2 separate regions of the Homo sapiens genome follow, and region 2 is linked to region 1. A link is a loop called in an ENCODE intact Hi-C map of the cell type or tissue named here. Cell type or tissue: mammary epithelial cell. All regions are shown on one strand.

What was found. Hi-C counts contacts between places; a loop is a spot of excess contacts. Peaks named below come from ENCODE experiments on the same cell type or tissue, not always from the same donor. Only the 100,000 strongest peaks of a DNase experiment are listed, where the experiment ranks them.
Region 2: it touches region 1 in a loop (13-fold over the local background); 54 of 110 quality-filtered maps call a loop at or near these places.

What each region holds. Positions count from the first base shown.
Region 1 is chr1:50,703,248-50,705,747 of GRCh38, forward strand. The region is part of intron 7 of FAF1 (Fas associated factor 1); the gene reads right to left. Among named protein-coding and RNA genes, the nearest start is that of FAF1, 260 kb to the right of the region's middle. In mammary epithelial cell, a CTCF peak has its summit at 983 (motif pointing left); no DNase peak of the experiment used is centred here; H3K27ac peaks cover 699 bases.
Region 2 is chr1:50,367,451-50,369,950 of GRCh38, forward strand. No RefSeq gene overlaps it. Among named protein-coding and RNA genes, the nearest start is that of LINC02808, 48 kb to the left of the region's middle. In mammary epithelial cell, a CTCF peak has its summit at 1,184 (motif pointing right); no DNase peak of the experiment used is centred here; H3K4me3 peaks cover 373 bases.

The DNA.
Region 1 (2,500 bases):
CACAATTATATTTTTATCTTGATGCAATCAAACTAACTTTCCAATCATGCAACAAGAAAAAATGTACATACTTAAGTGTCATTGTGGATTGAATAGCTGTAGATAAGGGCACCTTGTCCTTCACCTGAAACTACCCCCTCCATCACAGGTGTTGCACAAGTTGAAGCAGAAAAGTCACAGAACTAGGCCCAGAGAGGTCCCACATCCTTTATCTAAGTTGTACAGAATAAAACAGCCTATGTGTACCTGTCTACTCACAGAGAAGCAAGTGACATAAGTAGCAACTGCATTTATTTGTTCCTGGCAAACTAGCATTTAAAAATATTATTTTAAATTAACTTAAAGGGAAAAAAAGGAAAAAGGAGAAGAAACCAAATTCTTGACAAGAAATACATAAGAATATCTGTCTTTGCAAAAATATTTCTGGAACATTTTTAAAATGACATTTAGAAAATGGTATAAAAAAGATTTACTGTTTTAAGTCCTTGAAGCTTAAGATATATTTGATAATCTACATAGCAGGCCACGGAGAACAGTTTCAGCCAACTGTGGCACACAATGGCACATTTACAGAATTTTAAATATTTCTTTTAATAATTGATGTAGTCATTTTGAATCATTCTGCATAGGATATCAGGTGTGAGCAGATTGCATTAACGCTGCTTAAACATTTCAACTTGTCAGTATGGCCAACTCGATTTCGGAAATATTTGCAGTATTTTCCCATCGAAACAGTAATAAAGGCAAAATAAATATATGCCACTACTTTATAATCACCGAACATTAATGAATATTTTATGTCTTTTTAAATCTCCCTGTTTAATTTAAAAGGGTGAAATTAAGTCTCCTCCCTGCAATATGCCAATTATCTGTAAATCAAACAATAACTTGGCCATTATGCTCCTTTTTGTTAATATAAGAGAAGCTAATTTGAAAACACTGAATAGCATTTTTAGGCTATCTGCTGAATAGTCCTTTCTGCCCTCTTGTGGGAGAAAGCTGAAACACACTCAAATAACAGAAACTAGGGGTGGGGGTTGAGAGGGTGGCAGCAAAATTATGGCTAGAAAATTCAACCCCGAAGGAAAAAAAGGCAAACTATATTTATTCATCATACATTATACTATTCTTCAATTATCAAGTCAGCAATAAAATGAATTTACCTCTTATCTTTGTCATGTTGGTTAAACTGAAGTTATTTTAAATCTAAATTTCCTTGTTTCATATATTCACATATACAATTTAGATTTTACTATCCTGTAAAATTTCAGATGCTATAATAACTCGGAGATGGAGCCACGGCAAAACATTATTTCTACCATAAAAACACAAATGATTCTTCAAGGAATTAAGTTTTTTAATTTAGAGAATAAAATACTCATTATGGAGGTTGAAAATGAAATTACAATTTATACATATTTAAAATCCTGAAAAAAAATTAAATAACGCAAACCTACAATTCAGTTTAGGAATCAGATCAGAAAAAAATTTTAAAGAGTTTAGTTTCTAGAGTCAACAAACTATTCAAGTAATCAATGAAGAAAATAAAGCAATGAGTTATTCATGTCAAATTCAGAAGCTGAAATTCATTAACACAATATAAAAAAGGAAACCATTAATAGTCTACAGAAACAGTTCATATATTTCTGAAAGAAAACACTAGGGTGAAAACTGGTTCTTTCAAAATGACATTAAGTGATTATTTTAAGAAATGTAGTCTAAGAAAAACATTATAAAATAATCCAAGATTAAGCATGATTAATTCTCTTTAGAAAAATTAGTAGACAAATGACTGTTGCTTTCATAACTTATAAGGTGTAATGCAACATAGTCATCATTTCAATGTTTCTAAACATAAGTCCTGTCATAGCCTTAAATGTTCCCCCCACCCTCCATGAAGATAGAATTACTAGCTTTTAGGTGGCTGGGGCCCAAGGCATACCAACAAGGTACCTCTTCTCTCTTGGGGGAGGTTCTCTTTTGAAACAGTGGCCCTGGTTGGTCGTGTTGAAGAAAATACTGACACTATAAATAGACTCTTCTCATATTCTAAGCTAAAAGATAGTCTCCAACAGCATCTTAGGCATACTGCCCAAGGGCAGGATGGAGCTGCTTAAGAAAAGTCCCCTCAAATTCCTTTTAGAAACAGGCAGAGTACACAATATAAATAATTATTTGAGAGCAACCTTTCAAATAAAATATAAGCATCCTCCAAAATGAATGTTGTCAACAATTTCCATAGTATTTTGAATAATGACTATAAAACCATGAAATATATTACATAATAATCAGTTATTTTTAAGCAGCGTTTCAAGTTGACTAGTTTAAAAATTATCAAGAGTTCCCATTTACATCTTTCTAGGTCAAGTCATTTAGTATATCTACAGTAATCATTGATGCTCCAGTTAATTAAAATTTAAGAACCCAATAATGAAACATAAAGAGAATTTCCAACCAGAACAGATAAGCCCTCTTTAACAGGGTCAACATTAGCTATAAT
Region 2 (2,500 bases), 340 kb before region 1:
TCTGTTTTTAGCCTAACCTACTTCTAGAAGTGCCTGAGTATTCTGGGGGTTCCCAGTGTAAACCCAGTTGCTCATGTAGACCTGTTAGGGTGTAAGATGCAGCTTTCTGAGGTCTGTTGCGTCAAATGTTGCTCTCTGCTCCAGCTTCCAAAATGCTGCTTGAAATTTGCTAGGAGGGTAAGACTTAAGTATTCTCACTACACCAAAAAAGAAAAAAAAAAAAAAGGTAACTGTATGAGGTGACAGATACGTTAATTAGCTTGGTTGTGGAATCATTTCACAATGTATGCCTATATCAAAACATCATGTTGTACACCTTAAATATATACAATTTTTGTCAATTATACCTTAATACAGCTAGAAGAAGATTTTAATGCTACTGTCTTCGCTGTTGTTCTCTTTGTCCTTGTGGGTTTGAATATTTTAATAAAATCTCTTTGCTGTCATTTTAGTAGAGTTTCAGGAAAAACCACATGTCCAACCTGTCATCATCAACTGGAAGTCCTTTGCTATGTTTTCTAATCTTCTACAATGACATGCATTGCTTGTGCAATTTTAAAATATATTTAAGCACATAAAAGAACTAAATGTTGTGAAACCATATAAAACAGTTTAGAAATAGGATGTTCATCAGGCTTCTGACGGGAGGATAATTAAGCTCTGAAAAGCGGCTGGGTGATGTGAAAGAACTTGAAGATTGGGCTCACATCCCAAGGCTGTCTTTCATTGGCATTGTGACATGAAGGTGAATACAATCCTCTGTGAACGCATTTTAACCCTCGGTTACCATATGAGGGGAGGCGTCTGTAGGGTCAACTGCACAAGGCTTGAGAGTTCAAATCTCGCTGAATTCTAGAGGCAAAAAAGGAGGTCCTGCACCCAGGCCAAAGCCCTCCTTTGGCGCTGAGGCTCAGGAAAGAGCACGTCAGTACCCGCTGTTAACTCGGAACTGAGGCTGCAGCCAGGCCTCTGTCCCCCGCACCAAGAACAAGGTAAAAATAAATCCAGAGAGTGAGTCAAGTCAGGGGCTCGGCGCCAAACCCACAGCCCCGGCCCCATGGATGCATAGGGCGGTCCACACCTGTATCTACCAGCGCTCACCTCCAGCGTTAAACCCAGGTGCGCGGCGGCCGGGATAAAGTGGGGCACGCGAGGAACTGACTTTCTATATTATACCACACGGGGGCAGCAGAGGACAGGCAGAGAAAACCGAGAGGGTCTTGGGAATGGGGTGGGAGAAGGTAGGAGACTGGGAGAGAATATAAAGGGACAGAAAATACACTAAAAAGAGATGGCAGAAAAAAGAAGGGCGCGGGAGACAGACTCGGGGCGATAAAGGGAGGAAGCACTACTAACGTAGTGATCCCGCACATATGGACAGTTACTATGTGCAAGGTGCTGGGCACTCACTGTGTCATGGAGTACAGGAGCTCGTTTCATAGTTGAAGAAACAGGATGGGAGGTGGCGTGGCCAGCCTTCAGTCACAGCATGGGCACCAGCACCTACTGGCAGGGTTATTTAACTTCTCTGTGCCTTGCTTTTCTTATCTACCTCACAAGGTTGTGAGGATGAAATGAGATAACACGTGTAAAGCTCCAGAACAGCACCTGGCACATGGCTAACATTCAACAAACGCCAACGATGATGATGATGATGGTGGTGGTGGTGATGATGATGATGATGGTGGTATAATGATGATAGTGATGATGGTGATGGTGATGATGGTGATGATGATGATGGTAATGGTGGGGGTGATGGTGGTGGTGGTGATGGTGGTGGTGATGATGATGATGGTAGTGATAATGATGATGATGGCGATGATGGTGATGGTATAATGATGTTGGTGATGATGATGGTGATGATGATGATGGTGGTGGTGATGATGATGGTGATGGTGGTGGTGATGATGATGGTGACAATGAAGATGGTGGTGATGATGATGATGATGGTGGTGATAATGATGACAGTTATGATGGTGATGGTGATGGTGATAATGGTGGTGGCAATGATGATGGTGATTATGATGATGATGATGATGGTGATGATGATGATGGTGATGACGATGGTGATAATGATATTGTTGAATCCCTACATGGAGGAGGACCCTTGGTTTCCAGGTTTGTGGAGTGCTGTTGAAAAAATCTTCCCCCATATTTCAGATGGGGAACTGAAGCCCAGTAAGATTGCATGACAGCACAGGGACCTACAGCCATGCAATACGAGGGCCAGGATTCAAAATCAGGTCATTTGACCCTTTCCACCTCACCCTCTACCTCAGCACGGGACAGAAAGTGCCTGTTCATCCCAATTGCTAAAATATGTGCCACATTTACCTGCTGAGTGCAGCCTGATGCCAGGCCCAGGGCTGACACCATGTTTTGCTCTCAAGCAGCTTACTCTTGGGAATGAAAGGTCAGAGCGAAGAGCAGGTGGGAGGTCTGTTGGACGTGCTCACCATCCCTGTTGTGGACAAAGAGAAGAGGATCCGGTCCTGCTCAT